Regions from separate parts of the Mus musculus genome. Here regions 1, 2 and 4 are each linked to region 3. The links are chromatin loops, found by intact Hi-C in ENCODE. Cell type or tissue: left cerebral cortex. All regions are shown on one strand. Links, peaks and the distances in the headings refer to the core of each region. The heading gives the core; the rest is flanking DNA.

What was found. Peaks named below come from ENCODE experiments on the same cell type or tissue, not always from the same donor. Only the 100,000 strongest peaks of a DNase experiment are listed, where the experiment ranks them.
Region 1: a loop joins it to region 3, with 10 times the contacts of the local background. A loop is called at or near these places in 38 of 42 quality-filtered maps.
Region 2: a loop joins it to region 3, with 2.5 times the contacts of the local background. A loop is called at or near these places in 16 of 42 quality-filtered maps.
Region 4: it touches region 3 in a loop (2.1-fold over the local background); 5 of 42 quality-filtered maps call a loop at or near these places.

The regions. Positions count from the first base shown.
Region 1 is chr19:36,437,858-36,442,857 of GRCm38, reverse strand. It overlaps Pcgf5 (polycomb group ring finger 5), which reads right to left. Exons shown (of 10, transcript NM_001368691.1): 6 at 2,711-2,859; 7 at 1-14. Among named protein-coding and RNA genes, the nearest start is that of Pcgf5, 31 kb to the right of the region's middle. In left cerebral cortex, for the core only: a CTCF peak has its summit at 2,535 (motif pointing right); a DNase peak (open chromatin) is centred at 2,553.
Region 2 is chr19:36,420,499-36,425,498 of GRCm38, reverse strand. The region is part of intron 2 of Pcgf5 (polycomb group ring finger 5); the gene reads right to left. Among named protein-coding and RNA genes, the nearest start is that of Pcgf5, 13 kb to the right of the region's middle. In left cerebral cortex, for the core only: no CTCF peak of the experiment used is centred there; no DNase peak of the experiment used is centred there.
Region 3 is chr19:36,178,979-36,187,222 of GRCm38, reverse strand. Gm32081 (a long non-coding RNA gene) reads right to left here and starts at 2,662. Exons shown (of 3, transcript XR_386675.1): 1 at 2,526-2,662. In left cerebral cortex, for the core only: a CTCF peak has its summit at 3,919 (motif pointing left); a DNase peak (open chromatin) is centred at 3,908.
Region 4 is chr19:36,106,755-36,114,998 of GRCm38, reverse strand. It overlaps Ankrd1 (ankyrin repeat domain 1 (cardiac muscle)), which reads left to right. Exons shown (of 9, transcript NM_013468.3): 8 at 1-22; 9 at 2,182-3,034. The coding sequence ends at 2,292. Among named protein-coding and RNA genes, the nearest start is that of Ankrd1, 9.0 kb to the left of the region's middle. In left cerebral cortex, for the core only: a CTCF peak has its summit at 3,683; DNase peaks (open chromatin) are centred at 2,797 and 3,676; H3K4me3 peaks cover 788 bases; H3K27ac peaks cover 496 bases.

The DNA.
Region 1 (5,000 bases), core at 1-5,000, 260 kb before region 3:
TTCTTCATGAGACCCTAAAGGAAACAAATGACAAATTAAAGACTTTCACTTGTTTTTGCTAAAACCTTCAACCCTTCTGGTATGGAGGCATATTCTTGTGATCCCAGCATTCAGAAGGAGGAGGCAGGATCTGAGTTTGATTCTGCGTGGGTTGCAAAGTGAGACGGTCTCATTAGACCACCCCAAACCAACTAAGCCAAACCCAACCCAACCATCTAAACTAAACCACAGCCAAAGGCATGCTTTTCACTATCTATTGAGTATTTTCTAAATGCAAAGCAAAAATGTTCAATTCTCCTAAGCAAAATGTTCCTAATTATAGCCTGTTATTTACATGACATTCTTCAAGAATATCATTCTAGCGTGTGAATTAGCAAAACCCTGTCAAGTACGCAATCTGTCTTTCTCTAACATGTTTTTTTTTCTATAAAGAAAGCAGAGTTTAAGTAAAAGGACACAAAATATTTTGTTAAATGATGTTACTTCTGAAAGCAGGAGGCACTTGTTAAGTATAATGGAGAACCTAAAAATAACTTCAGAGACAGAAGTAGTTTGACATTAGCCTTGGGAGAGTTCTGGATACTGCATCTGCTCCATCCACAGCCGCCTTAGTACCTGCAAGCTATACAGTGTGGGCTCTGGGTTGAGGAAAAACACTCCCCAGGGACAGGCTACCGAACATTACTGTACATCACTAAGTTCTGTATGCCTTGATGTGTCTCTTGTTTTACATGAAGAGTGCTTCTGATTCACTCTTTAAGCTTGAACAAAGCCCCCCACCCCAGGTGACCTGTACTGCCTCCCACAAGTTATTAATAATTCAGAGTTGTCAAAATAGTTAAGGGAACATTTTTAGGACATGACAAAAGAGTGTTTCTAGAATTCATAATTCAATAGACTGACACAAATCTAACACAATTCCAATCTGTATTATGTAAAAGTTGATTTGTAAATACTTAGAAACAATGAGCACTTTCTCCAGGAATATTTTATAATGGAACCAAATGAAACTTGCACTGCTTCCTGGCTGTGTGCACCTGAGAACTACTGTAGAGCCAGCTACAAAGAGGGCAACGACGGTCGGGGGCAGAAGACAGGATGGTGGAGAGGAAGTAGGAGCAGAGCTTCTCATTCTTTCTTTCCTGACATATGGAAAATGGAAGCACTGTGATACACACCAGGGGCTCACAAGAGACTGCCGGGGAATCTGTGCCTAACCCTCCTTGCTCAGCTATCTGGAAAGGATCAGTATTTCTGGTATATCTGCATATCAGAAGATATACTGCATAGATACAACTCAATGATTCTTCAGTTTTGTGTTTAGTATTATGCTTTAATCTCTACCAATCAGAGGAATTGCAAGCATGATTTTAACTTCTTAAATTGAAATACAACACCATAAAGTCACTGTCTAAAATGAACAATTTAGTAGTTTTTATAAAGTTGTTCAACAATTACAATATCTAATTCCAAAATTTTCTTTTCCTCCAAAGAAATCCTTTACACACGAGCAGTTAGCAGTTACTTCATATTCCTGTTCCGACAACCCATCTAGCAACTACTCATGTGTTGCAAGTGACAGATCTTTTTCTTACTAGTTATATTAACTACCACATAATGAATTCATTTGCTTACTATAGTCAAATATATTCATTGCTGAAAGATGCTGATTAAATGAAAATCTAAGTTAAAATTATTTGTTTTTAATTTCCCAATATAAAGTACCATTATTAGTAATATAATAGCAAAGAAATTCAACCCAAAAGAGCTATAGATTAGCATAGATGAAGAAAATTAGAAACAAAAAATAAATATGAACTTGTGCATAAAACAAAGTACAGAGAAAATCAATGCCCTCAATGACTAATAAGTGCTTGGACAAAGTGACAAAAGACTACTTAAGAACTAAAGTAGTAAATATTTATATGAAAGCTGCTGCCAACTAAGAAACCAGGACACGCTAGATATTCAAACCCCAAGGAAAATAAACCACGGAGGCAGCAGTGAGCTTTCAGATCTAAGAGTCAGAGCAATGTTTAGGAGACAGGATGAAGAACAAGGATTATGTAGACAATAATAGAAGTCTCTAAGGAGTTTATCCACTCATAGACACTTGATAACACAGCTTTACTTCAAAACCTACTCTTCTCTTAATAAAATATATTAGCCATGACATGAGGCTTATAGAGTTTTAACTAAAAGCAGAAGACTACACAACATGATTGAGGTTAGGCCTGGAGAGACGCCTCAGCAGTGAAAGCCCCAGCCCTCTTCCAGAGACTCAGGTTCAATTCCCAGCGGACACCCACAGGGCAGCTCACAGCCACCTGTGCTTCCTTCTAGGGGTTCCCACACCCTCTGCTGGCTTCCACTGTCATCATCACGCATACGCATGACACACAGACATACATGCAGGTAAACCACCTACACATATAAAATAAAATTAACCTCTAAAAATAATAAGTTTAAAGATAATAAAATGGTTGGAGACACAGCTTAAATCATCGGTCTGAGTTTTGGCTGCTGCATTATAAAAATTAGCCACTAGATGGTGGCACTGGTCTGGGAGAACTGGGCTGGGAGGACAAGCTACCAGGAAAGCAACACTGGCTATTCCCAGATTTGGAATTTCAGAGAATGGTATTCAACTGCATTACATTAACAACAACAACAACAACAAAGGTAAAAGAAATGAATTCTGCCCACTCACCTTCACTACGTTGTCCCCTGACTGCCCATTATTTCGTAAACAGTCCAGACAGATAGCAATTTGCGGGTCACTTCTATGATAGTCCTTATCATCTTGGTTTTCATCACCTTCCTCATCTGCTTTAGACTTGTCAACCTTCGAAATATCATCTGTATAATTGAAGCAAGACTCATGTAACTCAAAGTTTAAAGTCAAGCAATAATATGGCACTCACCAAAGCAATGACCAACCTAAAATATTTCATAACCTCTCTGAAGACTGACTGAAAATATCAATACTTTCTGAAACCCTTCAACAAAGTCAACAATGGAAAGAATATCCATCAGAGGCCATCAGAAACTTAAAACAGCGTAATATTTCTAGACTTTTTGTATATCCTGGTTTATGAATTTTATCTTACTTTTCCTATTTTATCCTTTTAAAATATTATTGGATTTGGTCTTTAATTTGGGGTGAGTTTCACTGAGCTTCATGTCTGGTTTATAAAAGACAGTATCTGTACATGGGTTTAGTGTAAATGTGGGAAAAGAAAGAGCCTTCTTCTCACCTTTGTAACATACAGAGTAAGATTCGGGATTAAGAAATATTCTAGATTAGCTATATTTGGACACAAAAAAGTGCAATTAGTGGTTAAGACACTTTAGAAGGCAAATAGGATACAAAATTCTTCCTAATTCAATAAAAGATGTGTTCAAATTAAAACTAAGTTGGTATCCTAAAAGTTCTCAAAACTTGAAATTATTTATAAAACCAACTACAGAAAAAATAATTGTAAAAACACGCTTTATAGCCACTTAACATGTTAAAAATTCCATTAAGAAAATTTGAATATATTTCCTATAACAACATTTACTTATACTGTTACATGAATACAACTGTATCGACTGACGTATATGGAATAGCTTGGACAACGCGTTAGACGTGCAGTGTGCTTAGTCTGAGGTAACAATAACACGATTAAAGGCATGAAGACCGAACAGGAGATACCCCCCGCCATAGGCTCATGTGCTTGAATGGCGGTGCTGTCTGGGAGGTTACGAAGCCTTTACGAGGTGGAGCCTCGCTGGAGGAAGTGGGTCACTGGGAGTGGGTCTGGAGGTTTTACTCCCCAGCTCCACTTCCTGGTCTCTTCTTTGTGACAATGGATTCAAAGTGACCAGGAGCCTCCTGCTCTTGCTCCCATGCCTTCCCTGTCATAACAGCATCCCTGAACTGTCAGTCACAGAGTAATCAACTTCCTTTCTCCTTCCCTTTCCATCTCCTCCTGGCTGCTTCTTGTCACAAATACAAAGAGTTACCATTCTCATCATTATGGTGCTAGAGCCCAGGAAAAGATAAAAGGGCAAGTGCAGGGTGAGGGATAAATGAAATACACAGCTAGGTAATTCATGTATCCTCATTTACATAGAACCCATGTACAGATACTGTCTTTTATGAACCAAACACCTAGATCAATGAAAAGCCTTCCCCTCTTCAAGTTAAGTCTAACTATTGAAGCCATTCCGTATCCATCTTAAATGGCACTGATTTTATGAGACTTTATAACTCATAAAAACTCCTATGTGAACTGAGAGACTAAATTCACATATGCACAGAGGCCACTTTGATTTTAGAATCCTGAATGAAGTCTGTGTGTAAAAACATGAAGAATGATATTACTTTATAGCTAGATATCCTTTTTGTGGCTAACATAACAGCCACTCTGTATGTACATGCATACACATACTCTGGCCAGTAATACGTTCCACTCTGCTGAAATTGTTGTTGTTACTGTGTGTAAATGTGTGCATGGATGTGCATGTGTTCATGGAGGCCAGGAGTCAGTCAATCTTGGATGTTCTTCCTCAATGCTATTGACCCTGTATTTTTGAGGTGGGGTTTCTCACTGGCCTGGAACTCAACTATTAGGCTGGGCTGGCTGACCAGCAAACCCCAGAGACCGGCCTCTCTCTGCCTTCCCAGTGCTTACATAAAAACCGTGTGTGCAGATACACATGTGGATGTCAGAGACAAATCTCTGAAGTCAGTTTTCTTTTGTCATCTTCAGGGACTGAGGGACCAAAGAGTCTGTGCAAAACACTTGTACCCACTGAGCATCTTGCTGGCCCACGCCTCTTTGTACATGACTTCTGGGGATTAAACTCAGGTCCTCGTGCTTTTGAGGCAAGCATTTCACCCAATATGCATTCCAGCTCTCTCGCTCTCTCTCCTCCTCCTCCTCTTCCCCCTCTCTCTGTCCATCCATCTCCCTCCCAGCCCTGCTGAAATTATTATTACCTGGGTCTCCAAG
Region 2 (5,000 bases), core at 1-5,000, 240 kb before region 3:
CTATACTCAACAAAACTGGAAAACCTGGATGAAATGGACAATTTTCTAGACAGATACCAGGTACCAAAGTTAAATCAGGATCAGATTAACGATCTAAACAGTCCCATATCCCCTAAAGAAATAGAAACAGTCATCAATAGTCTCCCAACCAAAAAAAAAAAGCCCAGGTCCAGATGGGTTTAGTGCAGAGTTATACCAGACCTGCAAAGAAGATCTAATTCCAGTTCTTCACAAACTATTCCACAAAATAGAAGCAGAAGGTATTTTACCCAATTCATTCTATGAAGCCACAATTACTCTGATACCTAAACCACACAAAGACCCAACAAAGAAGTACAACTCCAGGCCAATTTCCCTTATGAATGTCGATGCAAAAATATTCAATAAAATTCTTGCAAACTGAATCCAAGAACACATCAAAACAATCATCCATCCTGATCAAGTAGGCTTCATCCCAGGGAGGCAGGAATGGTTAAATATACAGAAATCTGTCAACATAATCCACTATATAAACAAACTCAAAGAAAAAAAAAGTACATGATCATCTCATTAGATGCTGAGAAAGCATTTGACAAAATCTAACACCCATTCATGATAAAAGTCTTGGAAAGATCAGGGATTCAAGGCCTATACTTTAACATAATAAAAGCAATATACAGAAAACCAGTAGCCAAAGCAATCCCACTAAAATTAGGGACTAGACAAGGCTGCCCACTCTCTCCCTACCTATTCAATATAGTACTTGAAGTCCTAGCCAGAGCAATTAGACAATAAAAGGAGATCAAAGGGATACAAATTGAAAAGGAAGAAGTCAAAATATCACTATTTGCAGATGATATGATAGTATATATAACTGACCCCAAAAATTCTACCAGAGAACTCCTAAACCTGATAAACAGCTTCAGTGCAGTAGCTGGATATAAAATTAACTCAAACAAGTCAATGGCCTTTCTCTACACAAGGATAAACAGGATGGGAAAGAAATTAGGGAAACAACACCCTTCACAATAGTCACAAATAATATAAAATACTTTGGTGTGACTCTGACTAAGAAAGTTAAAGATCTGTATGATAAGAACTTCAAGTCTCTGAAGAAAGAAATCGAAGAAGATCTCAGAAGATGGAAAGATCTCCCATGCTCATGGATTGGCAGGATTAATATAGTAAAAATGGCTATCCTGCCGAAAGCAATCTACAGATTCAATGCAATCCCCATCAAAATTCCAACTCCATTCTTCAGAGTTAGAAAGGGCAATTTGCAAATTCATCTGGAATAACAAAAAACCTAGGATAGCAAAAACTATTCTCAACAATAAAAGAACCTCTGGTGGAATCACCATGCCTGACCTAAAGCTGCACTACAGAGCAATTGTGATAAAAACTGCTTGGTACTGGTACAGTGACAGACAGGTAGATCAATGTAATAGACCTGGACACAGAAATGAACCTACACACCTATGGTCACTTGATCTTTGACAAAGGAGCTAAAACCATCCAGTGGAAAAAAGACAGCATTTTCAACAAATGGTGCTGGCTCAACTGGCAGTTAGCATGTAGAGAAATGAGAATTGATCCATTTTTATCTACTTGTACAAAGCTCAAGTCTAAGTGGATCAAGGAATTCCACATAAAACCAGAGGCACTGAAACTTATAGAGGAGAAAGTGGGGAAGAGGTGTGAAGACATGGGCACAGGGGAAAAATTCCTGAACAGAACACTAATGGCTTGTACTGTTAAGATCAAGAATTAACAAATGGGACCTCATAAATCTGCAAAGCTTCTGTAAGGCAAAGGACACTATCAATAATACAAAAAGGCCACCAACAGATTGGGAAAAGATCTTTACCAATCCTAAATCTGATAGAGGGCTAATATCCACTATATACAAAGAACTCAAGATGTTAGACTACAGAAAACCAAAAAACCCTATTTAAAATGGGGTACAGAGCTAAACAAAGAATTCTCAACTGAGGAATACCGAATGGCTGAGAAGCACCTGAAAAAATGTTCAACATCCTTAATCATCAGGGAAATGCAAATCAAAACAACCCTGAGATTCCACCTCACACCAGTCAGAATGGCTAAGATCAAAAACTCAGGTGACAGCAGATGCTGGCGAGGATGTGGAGGAAGAGGAACACTCCTCCATTGCTGGTGGGACTGCAAGAGTGTACAACCATTATGGAAATCAGTATGGCGGTTCCTCAGAAAATTGGACATAGTACTACCGGAAGATCCAGCAATACCTTTCCTGGGCATATACCCAGAAGATGTTCCAACTGGTAATAAGGACACATGCTCACATGCTAAGTTCATAGCAGCCTTTTTTATAATAGCCAGAAGCTGGAAAGAACCCAGATGTCCTTCAACAGAGGAATGGATACAGAAAATGTGGTACATTTACACAATGGAGTACTACTCAGCTATTAAAAACAATGAATTTATGAAATTCTTAGACAAATGGATGGATCTGGATGATATCCTTAGTGAGGTAACCCAATCACAGAAGAACACACATGATATGCACTCACCCATAAGTGGATATTAGCCAAGAAGCTTGGAATACCCAAGATACGATTGGCATTATACATGAAACTCAAGAAGAAGGAAGAACAAAATACCCATGGAAGGAGTTACATAGACAAAGTGTGAAGTAGAGACTAAAGGAATGACCATCCAGAGACTACCCCACCTGGGGACACATCCTATAAACAACTTCCAAAACCAGTCACTATTGTGGATGCCAACAAGAGCCTGCTGACAGGAGCCTGATATAGCTGTCTCCTGTCTGCCAGTGCCTGACAAATACAGAAGTGGATGCTCAAAGCAATCCATAGGATGGAGTACAAGGTCCCCAATGAAGGAACTAGAGAAAGTACCCAAAGAACAGAAGAATTTGCAGCCCCCTAGGAGGAACAACAATATGAACTAACCAGTACCCCCAGAGTTCCCTGGGACTAAACCACCAACCAAAGAAAACACATGGTGGGACTCATGGCTCTAGCTGCATATGTAACAGAGGATGGCCTTGTCAGACATCAATGGGAGAAGAGGCCCTTGGTCCTGTGAAAGTTCTATGCCCCAGTATAGGGGAATGCCAGGGCCAGGAAGCAGGTGGGTTGGTGAGCAGAGGGAGGTGGGGAGGGGGTAGGAGGTTTTCAGAGGGGAAACCAGGAAAGGGGATAACATCTGAAATTTAAATAAAGAAAATATCTAATAAAAGAAAATAAAAATTAAACCCCAAACCACCCAAATTCTTAACTGTCTGTGCCCACAGCCATCCCCCACCTCACCTCTGCACTCACTGCTAACCAGCCACACTCACACCTTCAAGCCTTTCATCTTGGTTATTTTCTCTGCCTGGAACATCTCTCAGGTGTCTGATGGAGTAGCTTCTCTACCACAAACTCAAAAGTGGCTGCCTCGAAGCTTTTCCTGGACACAGACTTTTAGGAACTGCAGCACCTTCTTGATTGTCCAATTCCCCTTCCTCAGTCTGCCCTTCCCTTTATGTGCAGCTGAGAGTGACAACCTTCTAACATACACTTGTTACTTACTTTATTGCATACTCTACTGCCTACTATGCCCCAAGTATCTGGGCCAGAGTCTGAACAAGAGCAGGCTCAGTAAATATGTATAGACAAAAGGAAGTCATAGGGGTTAGGATACTAAAGAGAGCCCAGATTCTAGGCCTATAACTGTATCACTGTAGTCAAGGGACCAATAAGAAAGAAACCTACATGGCAAATGAAGGAATTCTGGCTTACCAGCAACCCACTCCAACAGGAACCATTTTCTCAACTGGAAACCGCATATTCTAATGAAGAAGTTTTGTTTACTCACTTAACTTTATAAATACAGTAGTCTGTTGAAATCAGTATATAGAAAGACTCAGCAATTGTGAAGATTCTTCAAAGAATCCAAAAGAAATATTATTTTCTACAATAAAGACAGTAGCTCTCCAGTTCACGGTCAGCCTGGATGCTGGGTTCTTAATTAATACTCTATTTACCATTATCTCTAGCACTGATGACTTTCTGTTATATGTTCTGACTTCAGTTCAATGCTGGTATTGGTTCAATTCATTCTGGTCCCTATTTATCAGACATCAATATACAAGATAATTTCAGTTTTTAAATTTCTGTTACCCTTGTTTATCCTTCTGTGTCTACTACCATGATGCATGCTCTCTGGTTTTTTTTTTCTCACTATCTCCCAGCTTGCAAATAAAAAAAAATTCAAAAGCTTAATTAACATAATCCGTCTTTAATCTTATAACAGCTAATACCTAGACTGTTTGAAATCAGCAACTATTCCTATTTCAATGTTCATCAAAATGAAGACTGTAATCACTCTTATTAATGAGTGTCAAAGCACTATCTGAAGCTTTAACTCAGTATGATGGTGACTTCATTTTTACAGCAACCTATGATGTTGTGTGTATGCCCATGGTAATGGAGTTTCAATCTGGACGTTTTCTTTTTCTAAAAACAGATTTTTTTACTCCAAAACTAAAGAAAGCATTAGAAATTTCATCAAAAATAATGTCTTTTTAATCAGAATACCTATTCAATTCAGAACTAATAGTAAACTTATATCCTTATTGAGTACCAAATATCTCATGAAACCAGTTTTTTCTCTCACATATAACTAATGTTAATGAAATATTAAAAATAAATGTAACTGGATGAAGAAAGAAAAGAGTTAGGGAAATGTCTCAATGCGTTTGCAGATGTGCCTGCACTGGACAGAGGAATGACGACCCTGCTCTGGAACTATTTACTGGGTGATTTTTAGTATTTCTCAATCCTCCATCTGTGAGAATTGGAACAAGGATCTGAAATACACTTCCCCCAAGCCTTACTGCAGCCTGTGTCTTCCTATCCTATGGTCTCTGCTGAATAGTAACTAACTACCAAGAAAGGTTTTTTTTTTTCCTGCTGCATTTCTCCCCAGCATTTGTTACATACAGAACCTGAAACTTCATTCTTTTCTTGCCT
Region 3 (8,244 bases), core at 1,942-6,941:
GCCTGAGCCATCTTACTAGACTCCAGTCAAGTGTCTCGATAGACGAGTAGGGAGTTCTGGGGCCACTGATCCAGGGGAGGTTAATTTAGTTTGGGGAACAGATACTTTATGTCAACTTGGGAACCTCAATTAAGAAGATGCTACCATGAGATCAGGTTGTAGGCAGCCTGTAGGCATTTTCTTAATTAGTGATTGATGGAGGTGGGGCCCCAGACCATTGTGGGTAGTGCTGCCCTTGGGCTGGTGGTCCTAGGTTCTATATGAAAGAAGGCGGGGCAAGCCATGAGGAGCAAGCTGGTAAGCAGCACCTTTCCATGACCTCTGCCTCCAGGTTCCTTCCCTGTTTGAGTTCCTGTCCTGAATTCCTTTGATGACGAACAGTGATATGAAAGTATAGACCAAATAAACACTTTCCTCTCAACGTTGCTTTGGTCATGGGGTTTCGTGAGAGTAATATGACCCTAAGTCAGTCATGAGGATTTCAGAGTAACATCGGTATTACCTGTGAGCTTGTTTCAGTGCAAATTCCTGAAGTTTCCTTCCAAACCAGTGATTCTCAACCTGTGGGTCTAGAGAGCCCTTTCCGGGCTAAATATCAGACATTCTCACTATCAGATATTTATAGTAGGATTCATAACAGTAGCAAAATTACATTTATGAAGTAGCAATGTAAACAATTTTATGGTTGAGGATTACCACAACATGAGGAACTGTATTGAAGGGTCATAGACTTAGGAAGGTTGAGAACCACTGTTCCAGATCCATGGAGTTAGAATTTGGCTGAGAAGGGCAGAGGTAAGAAAAATGAACCTGTATTTTGAAAATATCCCCACCACAAAGACATGTGCTCCACTATGTTCATAGCAGCTTTATTCGTAATATCAAGAACCTGGAAGCAACCCAGATGTCCCTCAACCAAAGAATGGATACAGAAAATATGGTATATTTACACACTGCAATACTATTCACAGGCAAATGGATGGAACTAGAAAATATCATCCCGAGTGAGGCAACTCAGACCCAAAAGGACATGCATAGTATGTACTCACTGATAAGTAGATGTTAGCCAAAAAGCTCAGAATACTCAGATATATCCCACAGACTCAAAGAAGTTAAACGAGAAGGTAGGCCCAAGTGAGGATGCTTGAATCCCATTTAGAATGGGAATAAAATAGTAATGGAGGCAGAAAGAAGAGGGTGGGAGAGGGAGAGGGGAAGGGGAATATGGGGGGTCAGGATCCAGTATGGGGAGAGAGGCCTAGGGGACCAGGAGAATGAATAGAAATATGCAGCTGTTGGGGGAATGGGTGAGAGGAATCTCTAGGAAGTCCCAGAGACATGGGATGGGAAAGCCTCTCAGGACTCAAGTGGACGATCTTAGCCAAAATGTCCAACAGTAGGGATACGGAACCTGAAAAGACCACCTCCAATAACCAGACAGGACAGACACCCAGTGGAGGGATAGGAACACCAACTAACCCACCTACAAAACTTCTGACCCAAAGTTGGCCCCATCTAAAAGAAATGCAGGACAAAGATTGAAAGAAACTGAAGGGATGCCTGACCAGTTTCTGACCCATTTTGAGACCCATCCCATGGACAGGCACCAATCCCTCACACTATTACTGATGTTATGCTGTGCTTGCAGACAGGAACCTAGCATGGCTGTCCTCAGAGAGGCTCTACCAGCAGCTGACTGAGACAGATGCAGATGCTGAGTCAGGGACCCCGATGGAAGAGTTAAGGGAAGGACTGAAGGGGCTGAAGGGGGCGGCAACCCCATAGGAAGACCAACAATATCAACTGGGAGCTCTCAGAGACGGAGCCACCAACCAAAGAGCATACATGGGCTGGTCTGAGACCTGAAAAGTGACTAGTAGGAAACTAAGATGAAAGGGTTTGGCAGCTCTTAGATGGGAGGGCAGGAGAGCCAAGTGGGGAAGCCACAGGCAGGACCTTCTCCATCAAAAGACTACCATGGGTGACAATGGAAAGCTGAAGTTGGTGAGACCACCAGTGTGAACAGATGGTGAGGTGATGTCAAACGGGAATTAGCATGAAGGAAGGGTTCTTCCTGCAGCTCCCCTCCCCCAATTCACTCACTGTTCTTTTCCTGTGTTTATGCCTGCTAAATCTGGTGTGCAAACCAAAAAGGCAGGTTGGGGAGTATTGCTTTGTCCTCACAGGATCCAGGAGAGAAGAGCACATTTTTGCCTCTGTGTCCTGTGGGCTCTGATTATACATTGTGACTAAGAAGAGCTTTTGTGTTACCAGATTCCTGGCAGAAATGGGGGAATCAGTCAAGAGGAGGTGAACCTGAGGATGGTCCAGAGGAGGTGAGCCTGAGGGTGGTCCAGGGGAGGTGAGTCTGAGGGTGGCCCAGAGGAGGTGGAGTCTGAGGGTGGTCTTGAGGAGATGAGCCTGAGGGTGGTCCAGAGGAGGTGAGCCTGAGGGGTGGTCCAAAAACCCTTCATTTCTCCATAGTTTGAAAGACAGAGGGGAAGTTGCCATTGAGATGGCCTTACCTTACCACTGGCCCCTGTAACAGCAGAGTGTTTATCCTCCGAGGAGGCGCTGGGCTTGACTAGGCACATCCTTCCTGGAGGCCATTGGCCTGCCAGCTGCTCAGCATCGGTGATGGGCTCCATCACACCAGAGCAAGACGCACCTGAAACGATAAAGCAACAAGGAGACATTAACTGTTCTGGGAAACCTGCATGCAAGACCGGGAGGCCTATGGCTGTTTCAGCTTTAGTCAGCCCCTTTGATGTGCTCCAGAATATGTTGTTAGGTCCCCACCCACTCCACAATGAGCAGATTCTCTATCTCCAACAAAGGTCGGCAAAATAAAGCCAGTAAATGCCATTACATTTGAATTTCAGAAAAGTATCAATAATGTATGATTATTGCCCAGATAGAAAACATGTCATTGTCACAGGGTATCCTACATTTTATATGTTCTAGGTTCAACTCCCAAGGGGTCCCTCTGGGGCAAGAAGCTGCTTCTTGTCTTCTAATGCTTTTGATCTTTTCTCCTTCGTTGGGATTCTCTCATAGGTGGGAACTTCCTATATGTCTCAGAGGGATGGATGATCCTTCAACTTTGGCTAGGCTATCTCCAGGTACCAGATTTGTTCATACCAGATGCAGCCATCTAGGAAGGAAAGCCAGGTGAGAAGATGTGGGGGCTAGCTTTCTATCTATCCTCGAGCCTCAGCTGTATAGCGCTAGCCTGTGAACTGGAGGCAGGCCAAGAGGAGTCATATCCACAGCCATGGGCCCTGACACTGTCAGCAGAGTACAAACGCCTTAGTGCGTCAGCTCACAGTGAGTCTCATAGCATTGTTCTTTCCTGATGACGGCAATATGCTCTCAGCCTGAGACCCGGATGAACCACCATTCCTCCAGCTTCAGGCCTGTAGTCACTGGAACTTTCTACCTGGGGAGTTTTGAGTTTTGAGATGTAGCTGGAACAAGAGTCGATGGATGACATGCAACAGGCAGGGAGCAGAGCTTTGGACAGCCATTTCAGGGAAGAATTGCCATCAGAGCTGCCGCACAGGTGTCTTAACAGGAATCCACAGAAAGAAACAAAAACAGAACCCTCCTGAAAGACCTTGAAAGGAGCAAAAACAGAACCGAGAAGTCAGCACGTACCACTAACTTGAAGGTGATTTAGAACAGAGCTTCTTTGCTCTGTTTAGAAAGGGTTGGCTGCATCAGGACTGCCTCCCCACATGTTTTCTTTCCTTGGGAAATCACATACAGTAGCTAGAGATCTGGGTTAACCGATGAGATAGACTTCAGCCTAGATCAGCCAGCCTGGGCCATAGCAGCCAACTGTGGTCTGAGATATAACTCATCCACACTGATCGCTGGTGCTGGTGTTATATGGAGGCCTATGGGACAAGGCTACCCCCTTGTGGTAGGGTTTGGGACTAGTCCCTAAGACATAAATTCCCTGTCAGTCATTTTAAGAAGGGCCAATTACACAGGATTAGGTGAGACCTCAGTAACAGTATCTTATGCACACAAGATTTACCTCTCCTTCTAAAAGAAAGGCTAGAAATGGCCAGTCACAGACTATTAAGGTAACTTGTTGGTCCCCCAAAGACTCAGGCTTTCATCTGTCTTTTAGGCTAAATAGTCTTAATGAATAGTTTCTTCTCAAGGTCACGGGACAGTTGCTGGGGTGCCAACCATCAAATCCATACTGTAGCCCGAATTCAAGGGGAAATAGAAGGGGAGGGGCATGCAGATGTGTGCTTGTGTGTGATGGGATGACGTGTCCCAACGGTCTCTTCCTTTAAACAGTCTTTCCGAAGTCCTCAAACACTTCCACTGTTAAGCCCTTCTAAATAAAACCTACCACCAAGGAAGTGAAGGACTAAATCTTGAATGGCAGCAGTGGTGTTTGCCTCTCTGGGAAGCAAGCAGGCCTGAGACTTTGAAAGCCATTTGACAGTTGGCCCAAATGTCCTGGCTGTGGGTGTGTGCTGGACTCTCTTACCTGGAGCCAGCCCCGAGGCCAGGAGCACCAGAAGGCTCTGGCAGGCCTGCCCTCGAGGTGACTGCTCCCTGGAATTAGAAGCACTCGCTCACAAACCTTTCTTACACCGAGGCTTGGCTCATCTCTGTGGGGCTGTGGGCACCTCAGAAGGTGGCATGGCAGGGAGGGGTGACTGTCCTGCTGCTCATTGGTAGGGGGGAAAGGTAGTTGCCACTCCGCAGACCTTGGTCATCGAGAGCTGTAGTGGGTATTTTGCTGAGGTAGGGAGCTGGTTATTTGTGGTTTATGGAGGAACCTTTAGGAAGAATCCAACTCATGAGCAGGCGAGCCCTATTTCCCTGGGCACATCAGGAGGGCCACCCTAGCTTGGTTAGGATGACAGATTGTCCTGGTTCTGGAACCATTAGTGATATAATAGAATCCTTGGACACACTGGAAGAGTCAGTCAGCTTAGTAATATGCATGTGATAATAATCATCTAGGGACCCTTAGCGTCTCCTGGGGATGCTTGGGGCTAGATGCCTGTGAGTGGTAGCCGGGGCTCAGAGCCACCAGGTTCTGTTTGATCAGAAGAAATAAAGCAAGTGGAAAAAAATCAACAAAGATTCCAAATTCCACAGCATCACCCAGAGAGCCCAGGGTCAGCCTGCTGCCTTCTCTTCAACCCCAGCTCTGCCTTAGACTAGGGCTCCTGTCCTGCCCACAAGTCACCTGTTAGTAACCCTGCAAATGTGTCCTGTTGCTTCTGAAGTTCCTTCCTAGGCTGCCCCTCCCTCAGATGCCCCTTCCAATTGCAGTTTAGGGATCACCTCTGCGGCTTCCCCAGCCCTCCCAGCCATGCTAAGTTCTCTCTCCCACAGTCCTCCAGTGTACCTGGCAAGTCTGACATGCTACATCCCTTTGTCAGTCTGGAGCACAGGTCAGCCCCTCCCACTGACTAATCATCTCCCAAGGTTTCTAGTCCTTACCCTGCAGCTAAAGTCCGACCATGTGGCTCATGTCACAGATAGTTACTTTACTAGAAGGGTGGATCAGTGTATGTATATGTTTATTAATGTTTGTGTTTATTGAAAGTTCTCCATTCTGGGCAACAGAATATTGGCCACAACTCTCAGTTGTTTCCAGTTCTGTTGATTTATTTGTTGAATGGTTTATTTAACTTGAGGCTTTGTAAAGTCAAAGTAGGATTTATAGAAAAATCTTGTCATGGAGAATAAATAAAACTCACACACATGATAAAAAAGATTCATTACTGATTTGGGTTAACTGTATTGTGTTTTCCTACAAGTTACATTAAGCACACATAGATGAAAAGTAAGTCATATTCTAGACTTATAGAACCTTTTATTGCTTCACACTGGATCTTGAAAACTCTCTAAGTGAATATGTATGCATTTAGACAGGACGGGATAAGGTAAGCTTTATTATACAATCACAGCAGGATAAAAGCACAAATGGATGCCAAACCTCAGAGAGTAAGTAAAGTGGGGTTGCCCCCCTACACACACACACACACACATTTTCATGGGAGCAAGTCTCCTCTTTGCTGTGTGTGGGTTACTTGACTCAAACTGCCACCAAAGCAGAAGAGACAGTGCTGGGCCATCCTGTGTCCAGTTCCCTGCAGATGTTGCCAAAGTCAGGTCAAGTGACCCCAGACGACCCCCTGGGAAAGGGAAAGTAGGGACCATTCAGGCCAGATGAGACGCCTGTCCTCTGGGGAAGGTGTCTCTTGGGCAACTCACTGAGGGTGGGGTAAGGGAGGAGGGAATCTCTCTCCCTCTTGAGATCCTTGGCTAGGTGAGGAAGAAAGAGGAGGCAGGCTCTGGTAGGAGGGAGACACATAACCTGGCAGCCTTCTCCGCGGGAACCTGAGCTGTTTCCCTGGGTTCTGGCGTCAGACTGTCCTAGTTGCTCACCCTGATTAGATTGTCCTGGAACAGACCATGACCATCAGGTGATTCTGATGAGGACCCATCCCGGAAGGAGCCACAGCTGGGGAATGAGTGTCCCTCCGACCCAGAGTGGGGAACCTGGGGCTCACCACAGTTCACCCCCTCTCCAGGGAGCACAATGGCCTTTCCAGTGAGTGCGGAGAGCTGAAGGGGGCTTCCCTGAGCTCTTCCCACTGCACTGGACCGACAGCAGGTGAGCAGCTTGAGCGAGAACCGCACCAGCTGTCTCTCTCAGCAGTGCCACCAGCCTGAGGCTCAAAGCTCAGTCTTTAGCTCTAGCTTCCCGAGCTGTCTGTCCCTCCTGGCTACTACACAGACTCAGGCACAGAGTCCTGGTGCTCACATCACCGAGGGAAGGTCTCTCCTTTCAGCATCCCATTTTTGCCAAACTTGCTATGAATCAATAGCCTCTCTAGGGGCTGCTTCAGGCTACAGCGGGCCAGGAGTCTAGACAGGTATGGAGCCTCTCTTTGGCTAGACCTTCCTTTCTGAGCCTCCAGCAAGAGCAGAGGCTGTGCTGAAGACTCAAGAGGACTCATCCAAGAACCCACTTCATTGAGCTCTCAGGCTGGCGACAATAGCTGTGGCTGGTCCTCAAAGCATTTCACAACCTCCCTGTGAAGAGTAACTTACTTTTCTTGGGTTAGCCTAAGCAATCCATGGGACAGACCATTTAGAACATTTCCCAAGGTCATATGAAGCGTAAATGATGGAAACAGTTTTGATTTTTTTTTTAAACTCATCAGTCTTTGACTGCAGAATTTAGGCTCTTAAACAGCATGCCACCCAGTTTTTCATCACTGAGAGTATCTTTAAGTTTACCAATGAATGTGTGCGTGTGGGCAGTCCCATAGCCCAGTAAGGCACTAAACTCTAAGGCTTGCATAGGAGACCTAATCAAACCCCAAGCCTTAGTGAAGGGCCCTCTGCCTGTGGCAGGAAAATGAACTGAAAGTAAATACATTTAGGAAAGGAGATGCAATTAAAGATATATTAAAAATATACATTTAGAGAGGCTGGGACTTTTAACATGGAACAAATGATGACTGGCATTGGGAAATTTGTATTATAGTACCATTAAACAGTTAGGTGGTATGATACATGTCAGTTTGGAAGAGAGACAGCCAATATGATTGGCAGATAGGATTGGGGTAGGGTGAGCAAGTGAGTGAGCGCTACCTCCAAGGGATACTGAGCCTCTTCATGCCTGCCTTTGTGTATAATAGCCACAGCCTCTCTGACTGTGCTCAGTTCTGTGTGAAAGGGCAGCTTGGTTGTTAACAAAGTCTCCCAGTTGTGAGATGCTATCCTCTATATTAAATTATCTGGTAAGGACTCCGGGGTGGTTTATAAATACAAGCTGTGTGTGAACAAATTGTTCCTTCATCTTCAGGTATGATAATTTGATGGACTTTCTTCATGTTTAACTGGGAGACAGGCCTTGGGAGAAGCTTGGCGCCCTGTTTCTTTGATGCGAATTTAACCTCCCATGTCAGCATTGGTGTTAGGATACAAATAGCCACAGGGAGTGCCCTGGCCAAGCTGGGCCAGCCCTGCTTGCTGATGAAATGTGCCCCTCCTGGCGATGAAATACACTAGCAACAGGCAGGGTCTGGAGGTGATTTGGGTCTGACAGCTTGGCCTCCAAACCACATTTTCCATGTGTCAGGAAGATGAACGCCAGGTCTACCCCACGTGCTCCTAGCAATTAGACCTTCGTTAACATCTCAGAACAGCTGGAACCAGAAAGAGTCTCAAGTGGTCACATTCTTTGAACAT
Region 4 (8,244 bases), core at 1,647-6,646, 72 kb after region 3:
GGACCTCAAGGTCAAGAACTGTGTAAGTAGTCAAATCAAGGGCACAACTGTTCTGCTTTTGAGTTTCCAGAATTCCTCAAATATCTGAAAGTATTATGTCCATGGTAATAACTTTTGAGATACACTGAGGGTTCAAATGTCTCTATTTGCATAAGAATAGCGTAAGACTTGGCATGAATTCAGGTCACAGGGTCAAACATGGGGAAGACTAGAGATTTTGATCTGACCTTGGAGCCTAACAGTTCTTTGAAAGGTTGATCTTGAATGAAGGATGGTCAAAATTGTTGACCTTTAAAATACACATTGTGAGACTGGAGAGATGGCTCAGAGGTTAAGAGCACAGGTTGCTCTTCCAGAGAACCTGAATTCTATTCCTAGCAACCAGATGCTGTCTCACAAACATTTATAATGGGATCTGATGTTCTCTTCTGGTGTGCAGGCATAGCAGTTATATACATAAAATACATAAATAAATCTTTAAAAAAAGATCCCACATTGGATAATTCTAACCTGCCTTGGTCATTCCTGGCTGAAGAGACCCCAGAGCAGGTAGGAATATATACACTAACCTTTCCCCAAATAGCTCCCAACTACCCAGAACTGAAATTAATCATTATCAAATCTGGAGAATTCCAAATAGTCCTTTGCTCACAAGAATGTAAAATGTTGCCATTCCTTCTGGGAGTCACCTTGCACTTTCTGATTTTTTTTTTTAAAATAACTACCATTCATTTTCCACTTTGACTTATATGCATGAGTCTCAAAATAATTTCCTACATTATTTTAAGTCCCAATGTGCTAATTAAACCTCATCTTTATGCAGGAAATGTAAGCAATTTTCCCTCTTGGCTCCAATTCCCAGATAAATATCATCTACCATAGCTGCAAAAGATAAGGGCTCGCTCCTTCCTTTCTCCCTCCCTCCCTCCCTCCCTCCTTCCCTCCCTCCTTCCCTCCCTCCCTCCCTCCCTCCCTTCCTCCCTCTCTTCCTTCCTTCCTTCCTTCCTTCCTTCCTTCCTTCCTTCCTTCTTCCCTTCCTCCCTCCCTTCCTTCTTCCTTCCTTTCTTTTTAATTTAATTTTATTTGCAATTCATTTTTTTACACCCCATATTCCATTCTCCACCCCTCCCCATCCACCCTCCGACTTCTCCACATCCCACACCTCCTCCCTACCCCACCGCATCTCCACATGGATGCCCCTACCCCCACCCCACCTGACCTCTAAACTCCCTGGGGCCTCCAGTCTCTTGAGGGTTAGGTGCATCATCTCTGAATGAACACAGTCCTGGAAGTCCTCTACTGTATGTGTGTTGGGGTCCTCTTATCAGGTGCTGTATGCTGTCTGTTTGGTGGTCCAGTGTTAGAAAGATCTCAAGGGTTCAGATTAATTGAGACTGTTGGTCCTCCTGGAGGATCACCCTTCTCTTCAGCTTCTTTCAGTCTTCCCTAATTCAACAACAGGGGTCAGCTGCTTCTGTCCATTGGTTGGGTACAAATAACTGCATCTGACTCTTTCAGCTGCTTGTTGGGTCTTTCAGAGGGCAGTTATGATAGATCCCTTTTTGTGAGCATTCCATAGCCTCAGTAATAGTGTCAGGCCTTGGGACCTCCCCTTGAGCTGGATCCCACTTTGTGCCTGTCACTGGACCTTCTTTTCCTCAGGCTCCTCTCCATTCCACCCCTGTAATTCTTTCAGACAGAAAAACTTATGGGTCAGAGATGTGACTGTGGGATGGCAACTCCATCTCTCACTTGATGTCCTGTCTTCCTGCTGGAGGTGGGCTCTATAAGTTCCCTCTCCCTACTATTGGGCATTTCATCTAAGGTCCCTCCCTATGAGTCCTGGGAGTCTCTCCCCTCCCAGGTCTCTGGTGCATTCTGGAGGGGAGGGGTGTCTGGAGACATTTTTGAACCTCACCATGACTTGAGGTGTTACGTTATTGTAGGGACCAGGGAATTTTTTTTTTTTTTTTTGACAGCACCACTGATAGTTCTGTGGATGGTAGATGGGAAAGCCAATAAAAGTATCATGAAAAAACAGGGACAGGATAGTTTGAATAAACGGTATGTAGATCACTCATATAAAACCCATATACTCTGATAATATACCTCATTAGCATAGGTGCAGAGAGTGCAAACTGACAGTCACCCGGAAGTCAAATTTCCCTTTCTTCTGTGTAGGCTGGGAAGACCCCCATGGATCTGGTGTTGCACTGGCAGAGTGGAACCAAAGCAATATTCGACAGCCTCAAGGAGAATGCCTACAAGAACTCTCGCATAGCTACATTCTGAGAAAAGAGACTCAACAGGAGCTGTTCGCAGGCATTTTTAAAGCATTTCCCAACAGAAGAGCAACTAGCAATAAAATCCAGCTTTTGTTTGCCAGCCAAATAGGGAGAGATGCTCAAAGAAGCTTCAAGAAAGCACTGGGTTGTAGGTGTTAAAATATCCTCTAGTGATGTTCACCACTTTTATTTATTCCTACCTATTTATTTATTTCATAGCACCAGTATTCAGGCTTTCATGAACATCATTTTGGGGGAGCAAGACTTCATCTGTATGTACATTCAGAGTCTTCCCATAGCTCTTAAACCGTGTGGGTGAATGGTGTCTAATTGCACCCCTTTGTGTTCTCACTTGCATAAAGCTATTCAAGGTACTTTTTAAAAGGCAAGGGTTGATCCCCGCAGCCCTTCTCTGAATTCTCACTGCTGATATCTGAATGAAGCAACAGAAGGCACGCAGTAACGCAGACGGGAACGGAAGCAGTTCCGCAGGACTGGCGCGGAGGCTCGCCACCCACCCACAGATTTGGTTCGGTTTGGTTGTTTACCAGATCACATGATGTCGATGTCCCAAGGTGAAGGCAACGTCAGGAGTGCCGCATGTAGGGAGATGGAGGGAGTAGGCAATGGGGCCAAGGAAAACTGAGTTCGATGAAAGAAGAAATCAAAAGGACACGCGCTGTAAATGTATAAATGTATATTGTGTTGTATGTATATTTTATATTTATAATAAATGCAAACTAATTCTCGGCCGTGTTCTAAGGTTTTTTTGTTTTTTGTTTTTGTCAGATCAGTGGTAGGGATTTCTCATGTAAAAGGGGCCATCTAGGGAGGGGCTCATTTGTCAGTGTTTTCTTGCTTTTTCAGATTAGAAATCTCGGGGGATGGAAAGATGACTCAGTGATTAGGAGCACCAAGGGTCCGAATTCAGTTCCCAGGAGCACAGGAGGACTCGCAGCAATTTGTAAAGAGGGTGGCAGACCTGATGCTCTCTTCTGACTTCATAGGTACCAGGCATGCGTGTGGTGCACATACATGTGTGCAGCAAAAACACTCATGCACATCAGAGTAAAACAACTCTAAAAAAAATTAATAAAAAATTAATAAGAAATGGAGGAGGAAGAGGAAGAGGAGGACCAGGAGGAGGAGGAGGGTGGGAAGAAATACCTTGTAGAAACCAGTCTTGGTACTTATGGAGTGATAGATTACCCAGGGATCTTGATAAACTGAAGAATTGCCCTCAACTGGTGTCAGGTGTGTGTGGGGGGGACTAGTGAATCTGCATTTCTGACCAGCTCCTGCCACTGAATTATGATACAACCCCCCAAAACAAACAAACAAACAAACAAAAACCAGTTGTTGTTTTGCTCCAATAATGTGGAAAAAGAGACCCCTGGTGGGAAGAATGATTACTGCAGGTTAAAGAAGCAATTCTTAAGTTTTCATCTGGGCTTCTTGACTCGCTAATTAGGGGCCTATCAATCACTGTATTGTGGACAGGCGCTGACAGGATCAAAGGCTCCCCTCCTGCCCCCCCTGAGAGAACATTCTGGGTCAATGGCTTTTGACCTCCAGCAGGAAAAGGTTTGTTGCCAAATGTTGAGCGGAGGTGAGAAAAAGATTGTCTCTGAGCTCCTGGAGCAGACAAGTATAAAGAAATAAGTAGGAAATAAACATACAAGCCCAGTGAAGGGAACGGTGGAATGCTCTCTTTGAGCGTCTAAGATGTGGAGGTCTATAAATGATGGAGATGGGGCAGTTATGATTTTTTCTTTTTGGAGGTGGTAAGATTGAGGGACAGTCCGAAACAAAAACAAAAACAAAAACAAAAACACCAAAAAACCCCAAGAAACCAAAAAACCAAAAAAAACCAAAAAACCAAAAAGAACAAGGGTTATTCCAGCCTACATTTCTGTAGGCAGCAGCAGAGCTTCGACAAGCTCAAGGGTGTGGGGAATGTTTGGAACTTGGCACACAGTCTGTGGAAGACACAGGTCAAACTCCAGCCCTGTGCTCTCCTGAAACTCACACCAAGTAGGACTGTGTTCACGAACCTCCTTTTTATACGTGCCTCCATCACTGTGGGAGAGTACAGGCACGGTCTGTAGCCAAGACATTGTTCAACCACACAGTAACAGACACACGTGGGTTGGGCTGACGGCCAGAAATGTTTTTTTTGGGGGGGGGGCCCTTTCTTTCTGTCCCCCTCTCATATGAAGAACCGAATGGCAGATTCATTCTATCAGTTCTTTCTCTCTCTGTCATCCCTCCCTGGCCACCTGGACAGAGGTCTAAGTCAGCGGTTCTCAATCTTCCTAGTGCTGCGACCCTTCAATACAGTTCCTCACGCTGTGGTGACTGCCAACCATAAAATTATTTCATTGCTACTTCATAACTGTAATTTTGCTGTTATGAATCATAAAGTAAACCTCTGTATTTTCCTATAGTGCAGTCGACCTCTGAGAAAGAGTTATTCCACCCCAAGGAGTCATGACCCACAGGTTGAGATCTGCGGTTGCACATTTAAGGTCTGGGCATCCAGTAAATGTTTCCAATACAGACTGTTTCTCTTGCTCATGTCCATATCTGCCTGGTATAACGTGGACATAATAGTATCTGACCAAAGTGTCTTATTTGAGCCTCTTTGCCCCAAAGAGCTTGGGGGTTAAAAGGAGAAAAGACTTAAAAATAAGCTTTGCACTGTCACGTTTAAACCTTTGTACTAATAAAGAAGTAGAGGGCACAGGAGACCTGTAGAATGATAGCAGGTAGACAGACTGGCTCTGACTATGGCTCTATCTTTGTGAGTGGAAAAGAGAAATATCTAAGGGGAAAATTCCATTTCTTCCACACCGATAGGTCTCAGAAGCCCCTGTCTCCCCCTGAACCAACTCGTTGCTTATTGTAAGGAACGCGGGACCAGGGAGGCAAAGCTACCCACCGGTGCACCAGCTTCCGAGCCGCAGCCATGTAACCATGGAAACCATTCCATTTTGTGTGTGTGTAGGGGGGGGGGGTCGTGAATGAGATAAGGTAAGGGAGGTAATGTGTAAACGCCTTAGTTATGATTGGCTGAAATTTGTTAAAAAAATCCCTGGTCTGGTGGCGACTCACTCAATCCAATGGAGACGTCGTGCTGAGAGATGAATGCAAGTGGACGCCCAGTGCCAAAGGAGAACTCGCCCGCATCGGGTGGGTCCAGCTCAAGTGGGAACCCGAAAAGCAGCAAGAGACATCGCGAGCTTACCTGACGCTCGCTGCCATCCAGCCAGGCTACGACATCAGCCAGATCGGTGGTTAGTGAAGTGTGTGTGTGTGTGTGTGTGTGTGTGTGTGCGTGCGCGTGTGCATACTTATGAATAAATAAACTGTTTTAACCTTTCCTTTGAGTTCCAGGATTTCCTTTTTGCCTCTGTCATTAATCCCGATTCACGACAGTTTCGCAACACTTATGGTCTTTTTTTTTTTTCTTGTGTTCTCTTTGTCACAGAAGGACATATTTTACAATGGAGAGTTCTGGAAGTTATTCTTGACTTTATTTCCACTCAGAGCTTTTGATCGTGACCAAGTTTTATCAAACACGCTGACTTCTAGTCCGCTCTGTAATCTGTGCCCTCCAACCTAGGCAAAGCCTGAAACATCAGGATTACTCAAACATCCTTCTTTGAAAAACAAAAAAAAACATGTCTATCTGTGTGTGTGTGTGTGTGTGTGTGTGTGTGAGAGAGAGAGAGAGAGAGAGAGAGAGAGAGAGAGAGAGAGAGAGAGAGAGAGAGAAACCATGTGTATTCAGAAGCCCAGAGGCCAGAAGAAGGTGTAGGAGCCCCTAGAACTATAGTTACAAGTGGTTTGAGCCACCCAGCCTGGGTGCTGGGAACTGAACTCAGGTCTTCTGGAGGTGACGCAAGTGCTCTTAAGTTCTGAGACCCTCTCCAGTCCCACTTCTCTGTTTTTAGTTGTGGCCAGAAGTTTCCTAAAATGCAAATCTGACCCAGCCAGTCTCTTTCAAATCCTTCAATGTCGTCGTCGTCCCATTTCTCTCGGGATCACATGCAAACCCCTTGTCTTAAGATATCTTTAAGCTTTGGCTGCTGCTATTCTTTTTCAGTTCTGGGGATTAAAGGCAAAGCCTCTAGGACACAGGCGAGTGCCCAAACCTGATCGGTACAGCACCCCGCAGCCCCACAGTGCTCCCATGCCCTGTTCTGTTCTCTATTGTTGCTTTCTTGTATCAGGATCTCCCTAAATTGACCTGGATGGCTTTGAACTCTTTCTGAGTTTAGGCAATCCTTGAATTTGTGGCTTTCTTACCTTGGTCTCCTGAATAGCTGGACTCTAGGGCTGTGCCTCCAGACGTGGATCAGGAATCCATCTTCTTCCAACACTGGTTGGTTACATGTGTGCGTGTAAGTGCCACAGCACAAGTCAGAGGGGCATTTGTGATAGTCAGTGCTCTGCTTCCAACCATCTTTTTAAAAACCTGCTTCTTTCATCTGCTTTCTTTGGGCCTTTGGCTGCTGCACCTGGTCACCTCCTCTCCCCTCTCTCTTCTCCTCCCTCCTCTCCTCACACGGCTCAGGGCCAGGTCCACTCTGGACTCTCCCAGAGTCCCTGCCTCTGACTATGCTCTCCCACATATTTATAATAAACTTTCTCTTTCACCAACCTGAGAATAATCATGTTCTTTCCTTTTAATTTTCCTTTATTAACAACTTACTTCAGATGTCTTAATTAACCCTACTATTTTGTTTCAATGTGCATGGATCATTTAACTAATTTTTGTTGAGTGTTTAAGTTAATCTTCCCATCATCTTACACACTGTAGGAGTGAATATCCATATAGGTGCACTCTTTCTACCCAGCCAGTTCTTTTTATTCTTTTTCCTAAAACAGGGAGGATCTCACTGTGTAGCCAAGGCTGGCCATAAACTCAAAGATCCTCCCAAGGGGCGAGATTATAGTGTGAGTGACTATAATCTCAGCCCTTGTCTAGCTCTAACTTTACTTACTTTTGAAGAATACCTTGTAGAAGTATTTATAAGGTTAACATCAAATTATGGCCACTTTCAAAATAGTCTACAGCCTTTCCCAATTGTGAAAACACTAACTTTGTGTCCGTTTTAAACTTTCCCAACCTAACCAGCAAGCATATCACCGATGACTAGTAAAGTGTGACATTTTCATATCTGTTGAGTGCTTTTTGATCCTTATTTGCTCGATTGTTTTAGAAGTGAAGTTGGTCCCTCTTGCAATGAGGATCTTATACAAATGTTTTATTTACTGAGGGCTCTGCAGAAGGGGAAATGAGGCAGGATGACAGAGGGAAGGTTGTGGTCTCAGGAGAGAGCTATCCTCAGCTAAGCCCTTGAAATGTTCAGGCTCTAGCCCCAGGCTAACCTCATAGTGTAGTTAAGACTGCCCAGGCATCATAGGGGTAAAGTTAATGCTCTGGGGGAAGGGTATTTCTTAGTACCCAACTCAGACATCTGGAGCATAGGTCTGCAATGCTGGGGAAGGGATCTGAACTAGCACTATTTGTCATGGTATTGTGTTTGAGACATGATCTGACTATGTAGCCTAAACTGGTCGTGAACTTTGTGTATTGCCCTGCTTTGCCTCAAAGTCATGATTGGCCTTCCCAAGCTTCTTGAATGCTGGGATTACCATTGCAATGGTGGGGTGCTGCATGCCTTTTGAAAACAATTCAGGTACAGTGATTCCAGTCTCGCTCAACGATAACTTGAAGGCAACTTTCCTAGATTGTATTGTTTCCAGAATATTCTATTTTTTGTTGTTTTTCAAGACAGGGTTTCTCTGTGTAGCCCTGGCTGTCCTGGAACTCACTTTGTAGACCAGGCTGGCCTCGAACTCAGAAATCCGCCTACCTCTGCCTCCCGAGTGCTGGGATTAAAGGCGTGCGCCACCATGCCTGGCTCAGAATATTCTAATTTCATAATAC